Regions from separate parts of the Homo sapiens genome. Here all the other regions are linked to region 1. A link is a contact called in ENCODE Hi-C or POLR2A ChIA-PET data. All regions are on one chromosome and are shown on one strand. The core of a region is the stretch at or near the end of the contact, and the rest is flanking DNA. Distances in the headings are between cores, read along the strand shown.

Evidence for each region. A loop is a pair of places that touch in the nucleus more often than their neighbours do. ChIA-PET counts read pairs that join two places held with the same protein, here RNA polymerase II (POLR2A). Pooled maps may share reads with other maps.
Region 2: a map of B cell shows a loop between it and region 1 (16-fold over the local background). The contact joins the promoter of HIF1A-AS3 here to the promoter of PSMA3 in region 1. A Hi-C loop is called at or near these places in 1 of 168 maps with a recorded cell type or tissue (B cell) and 6 of 50 pooled maps. POLR2A ChIA-PET finds 5 or more read pairs at or near these places in 1 of 52 experiments (endothelial cell of umbilical vein).
Region 3: a map of naive thymus-derived CD4-positive, alpha-beta T cell shows a loop between it and region 1 (8-fold over the local background). The contact joins the promoter of SAMD4A here to the promoter of PSMA3 in region 1. A Hi-C loop is called at or near these places in 2 of 168 maps with a recorded cell type or tissue (CD4-positive, alpha-beta memory T cell and naive thymus-derived CD4-positive, alpha-beta T cell) and 8 of 50 pooled maps.
Region 4: a loop to region 1 is called in a map of naive thymus-derived CD4-positive, alpha-beta T cell, with 18 times the contacts of the local background. The contact joins the promoter of GCH1 here to the promoter of PSMA3 in region 1. A Hi-C loop is called at or near these places in 2 of 168 maps with a recorded cell type or tissue (CD8-positive, alpha-beta T cell and naive thymus-derived CD4-positive, alpha-beta T cell), 1 of 37 single-sample maps with no recorded cell type and 6 of 50 pooled maps.

The regions. Positions count from the first base shown.
Region 1 is chr14:58,242,307-58,246,476 of GRCh38, forward strand. PSMA3 (proteasome 20S subunit alpha 3) reads left to right here and starts at 2,537. Exons shown (of 11, transcript NM_002788.4): 1 at 2,537-2,635. The coding sequence starts at 2,615. RefSeq lists enhancers at 2,091-2,140, 2,181-2,380, 2,549-3,446, 2,561-3,010.
Region 2 is chr14:61,749,498-61,753,763 of GRCh38, forward strand. HIF1A-AS3 (HIF1A antisense RNA 3) reads right to left here and starts at 1,600. Exons shown (of 3, transcript NR_144368.1): 1 at 1,388-1,600. RefSeq lists a silencer at 1,622-1,931.
Region 3 is chr14:54,565,133-54,569,493 of GRCh38, forward strand. It overlaps SAMD4A (sterile alpha motif domain containing 4A), which reads left to right and starts at 1,996. Exons shown (of 13, transcript NM_015589.6): 1 at 1,996-2,206; 2 at 2,364-2,980. The coding sequence starts at 2,785. RefSeq lists silencers at 778-907, 1,468-1,517, 1,638-1,827, 2,668-2,727, 2,968-3,027 and 2 more.
Region 4 is chr14:54,901,195-54,905,351 of GRCh38, forward strand. GCH1 (GTP cyclohydrolase 1) reads right to left here and starts at 1,632. Exons shown (of 6, transcript NM_000161.3): 1 at 1,127-1,632. The coding sequence starts at 1,469. RefSeq lists silencers at 817-876, 887-936, 1,347-1,986.

The DNA of each region.
Region 1 (4,170 bases), core at 1,287-3,786:
AGATCATGCCACTGCACTCCAGCCTGGGTGACAGAGCAAGATTCAGTCTCAAAAAAAAAAAAAAAAAACCACTTACAACTAGAATGTTTTAACGAGGGTTAGGTAAATTAAGTGGCTAGTCTTCCAAGTCATTCAAGTCCTTTTATCTATCGGTTTGTTCAAGAATAAAAACATCAATTGTAATGCTTCATTAGCAGGAAAAAGCAAAAGTAACTGAAATTCCTTTTTCCCCCTTACTTTCTATACCCAATTCTGCAAGCCCTATGTCTTAGCCCATATTCTGCTGCTATAACAGAATACCACAGACTAGGTAATTCATAAACAAGAAAAGTTTATTTGGCTCATGGTTTTAGAAGTCCAAGAGCATGGCACTGACATCTGGCAAGGGCATTGTGCTGTGTTATCCCATGACAGAGGATCAGAAGAGCAAGCGAATATGTGAGACAGAGAAAGCTGAAATCCAGTGAAACTCACCCCTTTATTAGGAACCCACTTCCAAGATAACTAACCCATTCTGAAAATGTCATTCATCCATAGTGCCCTCATGACCTAATCACCTCTTAAAGGCCCCACATCGCAATACCATTACATTGGCAATTAAATTTCAACACGTGTTTTGAAGGGGACATTCAAACCATAGCTCCCTACACATCTGAAATCCATCTACATATTTCCACCTCCACTGCCACCACTTTAGTCCAAATCACTCTCCATTACTGCTAGCTCACAAAAGTGCAATAACTTTCCAACTAGTATCCCTGCCTCTCTTCTTTCCCTTAGCTATCATTCTTCACACAGAAACAAGAGGTCATTTAATGATTTAAATCAAATCATATAATTCTCTTGCTTTAAAAACTCCTGATAACCTCACAGTAGAAAACCAATAATAAATGTGAAAAGAATGATGGAATTAGAAAATCACCATTTGGCAACCATTGTAATAATCAATTCAAATAAGAATCATCAGATATTAGAATTAATGAGTGAAATGTTGAGGCGTAAACAGGATGTGTACATATTCTCAAAGTATTTCCTCACAAGATACTAATTACAAAGGGAAAAATGAAACATTATCAGGGATAAATCTTCAGCAAGTGATCAAAGTTAACATTACCAGCAATAAAACAACTAACATCATGTCCCTTCTAATGTAATGCTCTGACATGAATGAATACAAGGTCATTTCTGTAGTATTCCTGCCATAAATGCATCACTTGAATCAAATAACAAAAAAATCAAACCTAAATTAAGGAATATTCTACAAAATAAATGGTTTGTATTCTTCAAAAGTGTTCATGCCATGAAAACTGAAGAAATACTAAGCAACTATTTTCCAGACTAAAGCAGATTGGAAACATGACAACTGAATGCAAGGTGTGATCTTGGATTTTCTTTTGCTATGAAGGACATTATTGGGCCATTTACCAAAAAAAAAAAAAAAATGCATAAAGTTGATAGATCATAGTATTGGTAATTTTCTGATTTTCACAATAATACTGTGTCTCTGTGAAATAATGTTCCTGTGTTGGGGGAAAATACACACTGACGTATTAATATTTAGGAGTAAAAAAAATGCTGATGCCCTATTTACAATCGGATTAAAATTCAAACCACTTCAAGATTTGGTCTCCTGTGCACTTGTTCTCTTCCTGTCATTCTTCCCCACTTAATCATTATGAGAGGTCACTCTGACGTGACAGTTCCCAGCGCAAGCCAAGTTTTTTACTGTTCCCTAAACCACTGTCTTTTGTTACCCTATTTTAGTTTAAATATCACTCACTCAGAAAGTCATTCCCTGAGCACACTGCCTAAAGTTAGTACCTCCATTGTCTATTAAAGCACTCTTTCTTCTTACTATTTTGCTTATTTATTGTTACCTATTTATTCCCACTGAATGGAAATTACATTAGAAATGGGGGTATGCTCTGTTCACGGCTTTTTCTTGAACACGTGGAATATACTAGCGCTCAAAAAATATCTTTAATCAGACTTATCTTTAACTCTTACCAAAAAGCGTTATACTCATAGAAAGAGCACTAATACTTCCGTAAAATTCTAAGCTGAATTCAAAGACGATACCCTTTAAGTGAAACTTCACGAGAGCCTGAGCACAAGGAGGTGAAGTGGATGCCATCAAGATTCTGGGTCAGGGTCGGGACGCGGAGGAAGACAGGTTACTTCGCGCCTACTGCTTTTTCTACTTTTTGTGAGAGTATACCAGCATCTCTCCCTTTGGCTTAAAGAAAGAATAAAGTGAGGAGAGAATAATAATATAAAAGATAAATAATAATTCCAAGGAAAGGAATAGAGCAGCTTCTCAGATACCACGACGCCAAGCGGCTCAAAGTACGCGAACCGAAGGAGGAGCCTTTGCTTTCCCCAACCCCGCCTCCATTGCTTCTGCACATGCGCGCCGCCAGCCTCTCGCGGCCCGCTTTTTTCCCACAATACTCCTCGTCCTGGGGGCCGGAGCCGCGGAACGAGCCACAGAGAAAAAGGTTATTGGTTGGCAGTTCAGCCAATGAGCGGGCCTGTTACTAGTTTGCGGCATCCTGTGGTATAGGGGAAGCGCTCCGGGCCTGGAATCCCTACGCGTCCCTTTGGGTTTAGCACGATGAGCTCAATCGGCACTGGGGTGAGTTCGCTGTCTGTCGGTGTAATAGTTTAACCTAAGGATTGGGGTTGAAGGGAACTCGGACAGACCACATGGGGTTCGCGGACCCGGGGTGCTCTGAGACCGCCTTCGGCTGGGTGGGCCATTTGCAGCTGTTTGGAGACCGGTCGTCTTTATCCCCTATATGCTAGGCCTGCGTCTCAGGTGACCGTGACTCCTGAAGCTTTTCAGCGCAGGTGTAGCCGGCTTGGCGTCGCCGCAGTGAGGTTTGGAGCCGCTTTGGATTGCTGAGTCACTTTCTTCAGCCACTTAGGGAAACCGAAAGTGGAAACTCGTGGGGCTTGAAATAGTGTGTTCTCTTGAGAACCACCGAGGCAGTGAGATTTGGGATTCCGGGGTCTGGAGATCGTGCTTTTTGTGGACTGCGTTTGCAGTTCCTAGGGTGCTGCTGATTCACAGGCCTTCTCTGTCTTTAAGTGTGCAGATCATTGACCGCTCAGTTTAAGAGTCACTGGAAATCCTGTCGGAACAGAACTAATAAAAATGGTCTGAAAAACAATCTGATGAATCCTTCAGTTTTTCCTTTCTCGTTTTTCCTATACAAATTACCTAACAGCGCTTGTAGGCATTTATTCCGTAAACGTTTAAATGGTTACTTAGGAACTTAACAGCTTCAGACTTTTCATAGACTGTTGAGGATTTTGCAGTGGGACTTGTTAACTTGTTTGGCTTTCCTTTGTTAAACGTATTGCATATGTGCAGTCAGTTTACTCCTTTTATGTACTTCTCTATATAGAAAATACAGTTTCTAAAAGATTTATTGGTTATTTGCACTAGAGTTATTGAATAATGAGTTTCTCAGTTCCTCAATTTCTACTTCTTAACAAGATTCTCATGCTCAGCCTTAAGTTCAAGTACCGGTGTTCTAAATTTGATAATAGGCAACTTATGTCTGGAATGGTTTAATCCATTCAGTTATGAATGCTAAAGTTCTGCCATACTTTTCTTGGATAAGTAAATGCTCAATATTAAATCTTGTAGCAAACTGACTTTGCAATTATATTAATATTACCTTGAATTAATAGTATTTCATTCTACAAACCTTTTAAAGAATACTTGATAATGTAACCATGTGGGATATTTTAGTAACAATGGTAGGGTTAATGATCTGGGTTTAACAGATCAGGAAACAGACTCAGAAAGTACCACTGCTGAAGGCTTTTCTTCTGTCTTCATTTCTCCCAAGAACTCCAGATACGAATATTTGTTTGTCTGCTTGACATGTCTGTTCACTTGATCGTTTAATAGTCATTTCGTACTGCATGTGAAAGTAGAGCTCTGGGTTTTCTCCTCACCTTGCCATTTTGCATCTACTACAGTCTTCAGCTCAGTGAATGGTCATATGAAAAAATCTGTTATTCATCTTTAATTCCTTTTTTTACTTTACTCCCAGAACCAACGCTTTAGCAAGTTTATTTTTTTATTTTTATTTTGTTTGAGACGGAGTCTTGCTCTGTTGCCAGGCTGGAGTGCAGTGGCACGATCTTGGCTCACTG
Region 2 (4,266 bases), core at 350-2,849, 3.5 Mb after region 1:
GGAATAGCAGAACTGGCCCTTCCCAATTTTATGCACCGTCACAAATTTCTTCATAATGGTTTTGTCCAAGGCTTATAACCCAACCCTGGCAACTATAATCCTTACTTTATGAAACAGCTGTATTTCTTTTATACTCATAACCCAGAAAAATGAGAATGTATGTTCTGAGTATAAAAGAAATGTAGCTATTCCATAAAAATACAGGAGAAAAAGAATAAAGCTATTTTAATTTTTTTAATGCAGTATCATTAAAAAACAAACCAAGTTTGTTCTAAGTTTGACTTTAGAGTCAGGAGACTTAAGCTTACATTTCTGGTCTGCCATCTATTACTTTTAGAGCTTGGGTAAATCTTCATTTGAGATCTAAATGCTATATATAGTTCATTCATAGCAGTACCAGATAAGGGAGGAGTATATCTATACAGTATATAGTCTTGAAGAAGTGATCTAAGGCTCGGAGCTTTTGAGGTGGCCATGAGTGACTCCAAAGTCCATGGAGCTAACCACCCTGCAGTGCTAGCCAATCCAGTTGAACATACCCTTTTCTCCATTGTTAACTGTTTGTTTAAATAGCAAACAGAAGGCGGCAATGGAGGTGTGGAAAACTGAGGATCCGATGTCACTTGAAAGTAATGAGATCACATAACATTGAGGGAATGTCCTAAGAGGAGTGGCAGGGCATAAATAGAAATGAATAAAAGTGTTTTCAAGTGCCATTTAGTGGGTTCTGAATTTGAACTAGAGATTGAGATATCCAGTTATGGAGACATTAACTCAAATTAACAAGGTAGTGAATGGGAAAGCACAAACTATAAAAGACTGTATCAATGTATGGTATTTTTTCCCAGAGCTGTTTTGACTTAATGGCATAATAGATATGTTTAAGTTTTTATAACCTCACGATTATCATTCCAAATCTTATTTTCCTCCTAGAAGCCTCTGTACAGAAAAGATGAACTTAAAATTACTCGCTTTGTAGAAACTTAATCTAAAAGTTCAAAATGTTTAAGTAGCAATACCTAAAACAAGTTGCAGAGTAAAGAATCCTCTTTTTTTCTTTTTTTCAACATTAAGATTTGGTTAAATAAAACCTTTGCAAACGTGTTGCCAGCTGGAACCAACAAAAATGTAAAGAAAAAAACTTTTACTTTTTTTTTTTTAAGTTTTCCACTAACCACTTTGCTCACATTTCGTTCCTTTAAATAGAGATGAACCTGTCGTCCCAGATTATTTTACAGAGAAATAGTGAAATTAGTGGAATTCGATACAAAAATAGTCTCCCTGTAGGATAAAAGTTATACTTTACCATAAACCTTCCTATGAACGCCTTCTGGAGCTTTGATGTGTTCACACCTTTCAGAGGTTTGGACATAATTTTTATTCTTACCTGTAGTGGATAGTTTTTCCAAGACGCTGCCCAGACACCCGATCTCCGTGTACTATTGAATTTCGTTTATTCCCTTGTCTTGGCTCCATTCTGGGACGGAGAGGAAAGACAGGTGCCTGAGAGCGGCAGCGGTCAGAGCCCCGCGGGGAGAATACCAAGCATGCGGAAGGTACCCGGCACCCTTCTGTTCCTGGTGTGGCTGGCGCTACATGATGAGGATGCGAAACCCAAGCCAACCCGAGAAACTTCCCGAGCCCCGCCCGGCGCGCGGCAGGCCACGCCTCAGTACGTGCTCGGGCGCAGCACCGCAGTCCCGGGCCCCGCCCGCGGCCCCGGCCGTGGGCTCCAGGGCTCCAGCCGCGCAAGGCGACTTTCGTGTACGCTGTGGGGTGGCTGCTGCCCGCTGCGCGTACGTGTGGGAGCGCATGCGGGAGGCCCTGGCCGCTCCTGGCCTGCGAACGGGCGGCGCCAGGCGTGGGGGGTCAGCCCTGGGCTTTGTCTTCTGGGACTTGTCAAAGTCGGAAGCCTAGTGCTTCCCCAAACTTTGTTTTTTAGATGGGGGGGGCGTGGGCGAATGGGACTTGATGTATTGCGGAAGAGCTGCCTCCCGAAATTCCCAAGCAAATGCTTTGGGGTATGAAGCTTTTTCTTTGTAGAATAGAAAAAGTTGAGTTCTAACAGATTGGATAGTGGTTAGTTATATAATACTTTTTTAAAAAAAATTAGACATCTAATCAAAAATAGAGGAGTTCTATGTTTATTTAAATATATTCCTCTTAAGGCACTCAAAGAGTTCGTTTATTTTAAATAAAGCACGTTGAGATATGCCTAGTTAAGGATCTCGAAACTTTATCCCACTTGGTGCCGTTTTTATTTTGGTGGTTTTGTGGGGGGTGGTTTTTTGGGCTTTTTACTGTTTTGATTTTATTGTATGCCAGCTATTGAGAATCCTTTGGGAGAAGATAATCTTGTTGGACAGAAGGGAGATGAGTGTATAGAGTACGGAAAAAGCTTGGAGCCTTAATCTCTGTAATAATTGGTATGTTCAGATTGCACAATGTATTATAAAGTACAAAGCCAGGTATTTAGAATAAATAACTTCGCCTCTGCATATCCACAGCTCACTACATTTTACATTTTATTTTCATTTGTTTCCTTCAGGAAAATTCATTGTTTGTGGTTTCCTCAAATAGCATTTTATAGAAAGCAAAGGTACACTTTTCAAAAGTAGTTGAGGTGTTTTAGATACTTTTTTACTAATAAAAACTGATCTGTAGCCTCACTTATCATATGTGTGTGTGTTCGTGTCTAATCAGGGAGGTGCCCTTTAATGAGAGTGCCATAATTCTTTTGGTCCTACGGATGCATAATCATTATAGATGGACAATTTTCCATAGAAGAGAGCAGGCTGGTGGGGCTGTAATATTTATCACAAAGGGTCATGCTTTTTACAAAGTAGAGAAACACTGTGTAAAGTCAGACAAGTAGATTAGGATTCTGTGAAGTAAAATCTAATTTTAAAGATCTTTGAAATATTAACATTAAAAACCCTGTTTTATGTAGAGATCCTTTCCAAATATGACTGGATAATATTATTTCCTCTGAAATGGATTTTTAAAAACGGTTCTACATACAACTGCTATGACAAAATCTTTCATAGGCGTACAGAAACAAGCTGGACAGAAGTCATAAACTGTTGCCTGACTCCCTAATCTGCTGGTAGAATATTAAAGCAAAAACCTAAAGAAAGTGAGCTACAAATACGGAAAATTAGAAAGGAGCCAATACAGCCTGGGAGGTACTTTGCATCAGCCTTTGCCTCTTACTTAGAGTTTTCCCAACTGCAAATATTTATCATTCCTGTGAATTTCCTTATCACTTCCTCTTTAGCTTTCTCACTTCTCTTTTTTTAACCTTATAATTTTTGCATGTCTTATCCCTCGTACTAAACTCTTAGTTTCTTCAGAGCATGGTTCCCATCTGACTCATCTTTGATCCGTCCTAAAGCCTTCCACTCTGCATGCGCAAAAACAACTCACACATGATCCAAGGTGGAGAGGATTTCAGGTGTGTCAGAGACTAGAGAAGAATTATGATCAGAGGAACAAAGTGGGGAACAGAACCATTTTCTAGCTCTTCCAGGGAGATCCATTCAATCAATGAGTAGTGTTGAGTGAGTACAAGATATTATTCTAAGACCTCTAGGTGATATAAATATTCTAGAATATGGTGCCTGCTATCAAGGGTGCAGTTAATTCCCATTCTGTGAGGTATTCACAAATTCAACTGTACTTGTGCAAACACAGTTGAAATCTAAATAGAGTTTTTATTGGCCCTTTGAGATGTTCCAAGCCACCGTTACCTTTCCTTTTCATGGACTGTCTCCAGCTTGATAATCACCGTCTCCAGCCCAGGGTGCTCCCCGCAGGCGCCCCAAATTTGGCATGTCAAAAATTAACTCCTTATTTGTCTTCCAAATGGCTTCTCCTCTTGCATCTCCTGCTCAAGGAATGGCACCATTCAGTCTGAAACCAGAACCCTAGAGGTCACTTGTCACTACTCCCTTATCTACCATATATAGTCTGACACAGTCCTTTGCTTTTCTTAAATTATAATTATGGAAACTTGAACATGTACAAAAGTAAAGAGACTATAATGATGCCAAAGTGTCTTTGCAATTTGTGTTCTCTGGGAAGTAGACTCTGAGATGGAGATTTCAGGTGATTTATTGGGGAGTGCTTTTCAACACATGTGGAAGAGAAAGAACAGAAGTAGGCAGAGGGAGAAACAGCTGAGGAGCAGTCCCAACAAAGCCTTTAGCAGCCACATGGGGAGCTCTGGAACTGCAATAGCCCTTGAGACTTGTCCCAAGTTACAGG
Region 3 (4,361 bases), core at 746-3,245, 3.7 Mb before region 1:
CCTCTGCGCTGCGCCCTCCTCGCCTCTCGCGCGGCAAGGACCTGAAGCCCCGGTGTGGCCGCGGCCCTGCGCACTCTCCAGATCCAGGTGAAGGTTGCGAGGCCTGGCGACGCCTAAGCGCTGACAGGTGGCCTCGCCCCGCCTCTTTGTCGCCCAGGGCGGCGCTCGCCTCCGCTCCAGGCCAGAAGCCGCAGCCCGCGCGCCAGGCACAGCTCCCCCGACCGGTCTCAGGAGTTCGGCCACCTCCCCGGGGAAGAGTGGGACTCAGCCAGGCGCCGGGCCGGCCTCTAGGAGCCTGCGCCAGAGCAAAGGGCATCCGGCACCCGACCCGGGCCAGGCCCTTGGACTAGGGCGGCACGGAACCTAGCGCCTGGGCAGGTCCAACCCTGCGCACTGCCCCTCAGCCTCGTGAACCCTTCGCCTCCACGACCCCCGGAACCCATCCCAGCAAGTGCGGCAGTGACCTCGGGTCTCACCGCCCGGGGGCCAAACACCTCGGCCACCCCGGGGCCCCAGAAGGGCCGAGGGTCAGCCGAGCGGACGAACCACATTCCCAAGGACAAGCAGCGGGTGGCAGCACCGCCCCCGCCCGAGCGCCCTCGGGTCCCTTTCTGCCGGGGCTCCAGTGGCTTGAGTGTCCCGACCCCTCCAGAACACGCAGGCGGCCGCAGGAAGAAATTCACCCGGACCCGTCCTCTTCCCCGAACTTCTTCGTTCCTCTCGGAGGTTCCTTCTACCCGACCCCTCTGCGCCACCAGCTCCTCCCACTCCGCTCCCCTCCCCTTTTTCTGGTCCCCACTTAGGAATCCGTCCCCCCGCCCTGCGCCGGGTCCGGGGTTCCTCCCCCCGGCTCCCCCCGCGTGCCGTCGCCGCCGCCCGGGTTCCTCTCCCCCCGCTCGGGCGCTCCCTGCCAAGCCCATGATGTAATGGTGTATGTTAATCAGTAGCATGTGGGGAGCTCCGGCTCGGGCGGCTCAGTCCTCCGCGAGCCGACACTGGAGGCAGCAGCAGCGGCGGCTGCAGCGGCCCCGACTCGAAGCACCGCACTCTCCCCGCGCCGCCCGCCCCGACGGCATGGCCCGCGGCCGGCGCTCCGGGCGCCCCCAACCCCGCTGAGAGCCGCCGCGGCCCCGGACCCGCGCAAGGGCCCCCGAGCCGCCGGGATGAGCCGCGCCGAGGTGAGCGCTCCCTCCCTACGGCCCTCGGCGGGGGACCCGCGGGTCACTGGGGGTCCCCTCCCCGGGGGCTTCCCCCTCCGCCCGAGAAGTTCTGGGAGCCGGAAGCAGCGTGTTGTTGGAAGCTAGCGGCTCCTTGAAGGCTGAGTCGCTGGGTTCTCCTCCCCGCCGGCGGCGGCCACGAGAACCGGGATGGGACTGGGGGAACCCCCGCAGCCGAACTTTCTTTGCTGTCGTTGGGGGGCGTGTGCCTGCGGCGCCGATCCGCATTCCCCGCGGGGCCGCCCCGCTGGCCGAAGGGAGCAGCGCTGCGGACCCCGGCCGTCCCCTCGCGGGGCGTGTGCCCAGCGCTGTGCCGCCCTCGGCCTGCGACGCGCGGGCGAGGCTCCGGGCCGGACAGACCAGCCCGTAGGCGGCGGCGGCAGGATGCCTGCCACACACGCGCGCACACACACACGCACACGCGCGCGCACAGTGACCGCTCCGGCCGGAGCAGGCCCAGGGAGACCTCCCGGGTGGGCTGGTGCGGCGCGGCGCGGGGGAGCCGGGGCTCTGGGTTGCGCCGCCGCCCGCTGGGCGCGGAGCTTTGGGTGGAGAGAGTTTATTTTTGTCTCGAGCTGCTGCCGCGGCTGCTCACGGCCTAAATCCAGAGGGGCGCCTGGCGGTGGAGATGCTGGCTGTTGCTGTAGATGGAGCTGCAGCCGCTCGGCTGCTTCTCTGGGAGGAGGAGGAGGAGTAAGAGGAGGAGGAAGGAACTCGGGCTGCCGCTGCCTCCGCCTCTGCTTTGCATTAGCTCCCACCCCCACCCCCGCGCCCCTTCGCAGCCGCATTGCAAGTTTTCTGCGCGGGGAAGATCTGTTGCTGGTGCTGGCGTTCTTAAGCACGGCGCCCGAGGCCACCCCAGGCGGGCCGTGAGGGGAGCACCAGCCGTTGGCAGCGGCAGCAACAGGAAGCCGCGGGGTCTCCTCCCGCACCTGGGAAGCAGGCTTCTCGCTGTTACCCGGTGGGGAATAGCCCATCTCCCACATCGGGTGCGGAGGGGGCGGAGGGGGCGGCTGGATTTCGGCGAACCCAACCTTCCGCGGGACGCCCCCTCCCCTGGCCCCAGCACCCTCTGATGCCCTCGTCCCCCCAGGGCGCGCTCCTCCGCTAGCCGAGGTCTCACTGCAGCTCTTTCTCTCCTTCCAGTGGTGATCGCCGCTCGGGAATGCGGGCGTGAAGGGTCCGAGTTGCCGCCCAGCGGGGAGGAGACCCCAGGACGCCGGAAATCACCATCCCAAAGCTGCAAGAAGGGGGGAGAAAGCATTCTTCATTCAGTTGTGTGCCTTGTGGGGGATTTTTAAAAAGTCGTTTTTTTTTTTAAAGAAACATTTCCGTGCTACTGTCTGTCATCGTCTCTGGGGAAATCAGCCAGAACCACCGGAACGTAACTGAAACCAGACAAGAGAGGCAGGAGCCCAGGCAGTACCTGCAGCGTCCGGGCACCAGAGCCACCTTGGAACAGGAACGCGTCTCCGGCCGCGGGGCTGCGGCTCCGCCAAACTTTGGGGCGGGCGGGGCGGGCTGGGGCGCCCAGGGGGCTCTGTAGACCGAGGGCGGCCCCCTAACCATGATGTTTCGCGACCAGGTCGGGGTGCTGGCGGGCTGGTTTAAGGGCTGGAACGAGTGCGAGCAGACTGTTGCGCTGCTGTCGCTGCTCAAGCGCGTGAGCCAGACCCAGGCCCGCTTCCTCCAGCTCTGCCTGGAGCACTCGCTGGCCGACTGCGCCGAGCTGCACGTCCTCGAACGCGAGGCCAACAGCCCCGGTAAGTGTGCGGCGGCCGCCGCCGCCGTCCCGCCTGCCCAACCCCCGCTCCTCCCTCCGCTTCTCTGCCTCGGGCCAGGCCGAGGCCAGTCCCTGCCAGCCGCGCCGGGACCTGGACGGCGTGGCCCCGAGGCCCTCGGAATCCACCCCCTCCGGGTGTCCCCCCACTACCGCCCCCCACCTACTTACCTCCGCCGGCCGCTTTGGGATTTTGCCCACTGTGAACTCCGTCAGCCCTTTCCGTGTGGTAGCTACGGTAGCATGAATGATTGATTTTTCTCTCATGCAGTTTCCTGGGAAATAAGTAAGTCAGGTCACGTAGAGTCTGGATTTTCTGGGTGTGTGTGTTTTTTCCTTCCTCCTCCTTCTTTTGGGCAACGTGGCTCGCTGGATTTCAGCAACACATGATAGATGCCCGGGACTGCCCTTCAGAAGCCAAGCTTGGATAAGGCTGTGTGAGGAGTACATGAAAATCCAATTTTATTATTCATTTTTCCCCACAGATATTCTGGTTTTAGAGCTTCGTCTTCAGAATAATATGCAGGTGACGCTAGAGACTAGTAAAATGACATTTGCAGCATATATATATATATATATATATATATATATATATATATATATATATATATAATGCGGTTAAGCTTACTGCTCGTGACATTATCCATATTGATACGGATCTTGTAGAAAAAAAGGGTCTTGGAGAAAGGACAGGCATGAAGTGGGTTACTTAATGCTTTTCGTTAGGAAACTTTACTGAATAGAACAGAATCGTTTCATATTACCCTGCTAGTATTTACAGACACCTCAACTAGTATGGAAAGTGAATATAGTCGAAAGGTCCAGCAGTTTCCTATTTGCTAGCGTGGGTGGTGACAGACTGAAATTATATCCTGGAGGGTAGGAGGAGGCTGGGGGATGGGGGGAAAGTCTGATGGTTGTGATTTTGGATAGGGGGAAATTCTTTAGTTCATGCTGCTGCAGGAGGGTGAACAGAGTCCCCAGTGTTTATGCAGAGAAAAGAATGCAGGGTCCTCTTCCAGCTGTTCCATGTTGGAGCTGCGAGCCTGCAAAGCTCAGCAGAGGTCTGGGCTGCCATTTGATGACAAGGTCCAGTCCAGGGCAGTGGGGCCTGGGAGACACTAAAGTGAGTGTGCCTTCAGAGCAGCAAGAAGCGAGCCGGCCTACTCATTCCTCCTCCCTAGTATGGTGTGCACGATGGTGAAAACACTAGAATGGGATGCTTCCATATATAGAATCATAGGGTGGAAGTGACCGCTGGAAATCTTCACAGTTCTTTTCCTGACCAGACAGGACTGCACCCGAAAGATCCTGCATGGCCAAGTATGGAGGGCCACATTGAGGGAGATTCCATTGAGCCCGAG
Region 4 (4,157 bases), core at 382-2,881, 3.3 Mb before region 1:
GAGAAATAACTGGGGCAGGGAGATTGCCTTTCCAGCGCACTGTTTTTCTTTCAAAAAACAGTGAACGGTAGAATGCTTCTTAGGGCAAATAAATAAATGTCACCAAGACACACGGAAGGTGTAGACTGGAAAATAATGTCTTTGGTCCCAGCTGTAGAAGCCAGAAGCTTTATTTTTTTAAACACAGACCAATACTGCTTCTCTGGCCAACAGGCAGCAAAGTCCCCATTTTCCACTCTCCATCACCCCATCTTGCATCCTACCCACACTGATTGCATCCCCACCCTCTGGGTGAAAAGCCGACACGCCTCAGACGCTAACAGCACCGGGTCAACCCGGCTTTATTTTAGGGTGGGAGGGTGCGGGGATGAGACTGAGTCCTGGAACCCACGGAGCCCTCCGAATCCCGGAGTAGCTTTACTGCTTTTTGCGGGGTTGGGGGTGGGGGGAGGAAACAGATTTCAGCAGCAAACTCACCCAATCAACCTCACACCTCAAACTCCGGGGAAGCCCGTGCCCAAAATTGTGCCGAATTTTGTAAATGTCCTGAACTGGAGTAAACTTGAGGTGGACAAAAAAAAAAGCACAACTCTAAGACTCCGATCCCCTGGCAAATCAGTGGGAATGCAGGTCCCCGAGGTTTCGGGGAAGGATCGCGCCGAGGCTTCAATCCAGATACACACCCTGACAATGGGATCTCAATAAGGAACTACCCAGGAAGCCGTCGCCGCAGCAAGTGCCCAGGTGATCCTTATCGTGGGCAAGTTTGGAACCGCAGGTACCCCGAGAATCCCGCGCTGGGCGCTCAGGCGAGAGGGCTCCGGGCTCCCGTCCACGCCCACCCGGGGCGTTCTAGGAGGGCTGCGCGCTGGGAGCGGGAAGGGCCCCTGGAAGGCGGCTGCAGCGAGTTCCGGGGCTGAGAGGTCGCTGCCACCCAGGAAGCCCCGACTGTGCCCCACGCAGGGCCTCGGCAGGGCGGCAGGCTAGGGCGGGTTCGGAGGTGACAGCGCCCGGCTTCCTGCGCCAAAAGTGAGGCAACTCCGGAAACTTCCTGGAGCCGGCGCGCGTTTCCTGCAAGCACCGCCCCCGCCGCCCGCACGCTCTAGCAGCCCGCGGGCGCACTGACCTGAGATGGTCTCCTGGTAGCCCTTGGTGAAGAACTGCATGGCCGAGGCCGCCCTCCAGGGCGTCTTGAGCAGCCCTTGCCGCTGGGGGTTCTCGCCCAGCGAGCTCAGGATGGACGAGTAGGCGGCTGCCAGGTTAGGGAGGTTCAGCTCGTTATCCTCCTCGCTGCGGGGCCGCTCGCCCTTCCAGCCGTCCGCGGGCTGCGCGCTCTTGGCCTCGGGCCGCGGGGGCTTCTCCGCCGGCCTGCTGGGCCCGGGCCGCGGCGGATCCCGCTCGGGGAACCCATTGCTGCACCTGGCGCCCCGCGGCTTCTCCGCCGGTGCCCGCACAGGGCCCTTCTCCATGGACCCGCCGCAGCCGCTGCCGTTCGGGAAGGACCCCGGGGCGCTTCGAGGTCTGCGGCTAAACTCCGCCGGTGGCCGCGGACAATGGGCTGTGGCCGGAGTCACCTGAGGAAGGTACGCAACCTGCTTAGATCACACTCCGAGCCGGGAGCGGCCACAGGCTGGAAAGCCCGGCCGCGCCTCCTTTTTATGGCCCGGCGGCTCAGCCTGCGCCGCGGAGCGCTCCCATTGGCCGGCCCCGCCTCGCGTCACGGCCCTCGCCGCGCCCCTCGGCCTCCCGCCCCCGGGGTCCCCAGCAGGGGTCGCGGCTCCGGAGACGCCCGGAGGGGTTCGCAAGCGCAGGGAGGGAAGGAAAAGGGCGCCGGCCCCTAGGATCAGGCGGGACCCCTCCACTTATTGCGGAATGAGCCGAACCCGAAAAGAGGCAGTCGTCCAGGAGCTGGGATCTCAGTGAGAAAGACGCGGTCTGGGCGCCCAGTCGCCCCCTCTTCAGGCCAAGAGGGCGCTGCATTGAAGGGCTCCGGTCCCCTCGCCCTGTGAAAGATCAGCAAACAGGTGGCCTTGCCTGGAGAGAGACCGAGTTAAGCCACCGATTAGGAACCAACTCTTAAGCTTTCAAGGCAAGAGAATAATGTGACTTCAGACTCTTGGGTTTAGTTAAAAACGCACCTGCCACCTAGGGGCCAGGTGGCACCGCTGTCGGGGCAAGTGTCACATCAAGTGGCCCTTATGTGGGTCCCTATGTCTAGAAGGATAGGATTTATGGTTGCTAGAACTTTGATCCTGGAAAAATTGATTTGCAAACGAAGATAGGACTTTCACTTAAAATCCATTTCCGTCGGTGGCTCACGCCTGTACTCCCGGCGCTTGGGGAGACCGAGGCGGGAGGATCGCTTGAGGCCAAGAGTTCGAGACCAGCCTGGAAAACATAGCAAGACCTCATCTCTATAAAACCCATCGCATTTTCTAGAAACGCAGTTGTGCAGATTTGGTGCTCAATTGTTTTACAGTTCCATGCAAAGCGTCTTTCCCCAGATGTTGGTACAAATTGTGAAATGCTATTCACCAACTGAACTCTTAACCAGTGACATCTGCTGTAACTGTTTTCTTTGAGATTAATAAATGGACCTTTTTCCTCACTTGAGGGATTATCTCATAATGCCGAAGGTGAGCTTTAAAACATGTATCAAAATAATATTTTTTTTCTTTTTTTTTTTTTGAGGCTCACTTCATCCTCCGCCTCCTGGGTTCAAACGATTCTCCTGCCTCAGCCTCCTGAGTAGCTGGGATTACAGGCACCTGCCACCATGCCCGGCTAAATTTTTGTATTTTTAGGAGAGGTGGGGTTTTGCCATGTTGGCCAGGCTGGTCTCGAACTCCTGACCTCAGGTGATCCACCTGCCTCGGCCTCCCAAAGTGCTGGGATTACAGGTGTGAGCCACCATGCCTGGCCTAATGTAGATTTTCTGACATAGAAGCAGGTATTAATAGGCTTAGGATCAAACAAACCAATAGGGAAGCCTGTGGAATTATTCTATGCTAACAATGTAGCTTGGTCATTATAATAAGTAATTAGTATTTATGATACATCTGCTCTAGGCGCAGCCCCGTTGGAAACATTCAGGAAAGAAATATGGACATTGCCTAGCCTTGTAGGCACCTTTACTCCAAAATGGAAGAAATGTTCATATCAGTGGGGTTATTTATTTATTTATTTATTTATTTATTTATTTATTTTTAAATTTTAATCTATTTATTTAAGAGCGGGTTATGAGACTGGCTAATTTTTGTATTTTTGGTAGAGATAAGGTTTCACCATGTTGCCAAAGCTGGTCTCGAACTCCAGGGCTCAGGATTATAGGCCTGAGCCACCGTACCCGGCCCAGTGGGGTTTTTAAATAGAGAATATGAACATCCTTTGGAAAACCTCTTTGTCATTTTCCTCTTTATTAAAATTTTTAAATTTTTTATTGTAGGTTTTTATTGGGAGTGGGGCCCTGCAACATTTTTTTCCTCTAACTGTGCTGCCCACTGTCTGCTGATACCTCCTGGTCAGAATTATCTGCTGGGTCTCAAGCTATTTCAAGCATAGTTGAAGACAACATTCAAAGGATGACCTTGCATTTAACAAATGAAAACAAAGATACTAAGTGAGGTACTTTAAAAATGGAGAGAGTAGATAGAGATGCTTTCAGTACGAATTTATTTTTAGTGGCAATCTTTCGTCTTCCTTTAAAAACATGTGTAAAGATTAACTAATATTGTATTCCACAAAGACAGTTTCTAATGAAATTTTTACCCTAAAAATTAACATTTTCTTACACGTATTGCCACTGAGGCACCTGCACCTTTGTTGCAGGACAGGGCCTCTGGATACATGCTAACTTGTAAAATGGAGGCAGTGCCTTTCGGCCAAATGCCCAAAAATAATACAAGAAAACTTTGAAATCACCAACATTATATGAATAATTTAATAGTAAAATGTAGATAGTTGACAAGGATGGTTATAAGTAGCAACAGGAGAAAAAAAGAGGAATAAACCAAAAGGGAAGTAGGTCCCAGATAATTTATTAGCATAAAATGGTTCAACAGTAATATTATGAGCATTTACAGCCAGGAATTGTTACCGCATCCATGTTTTTCACCCAGTAAGGGATTCATTTTCAGCTTGGACCCAGTCTGGGAGTT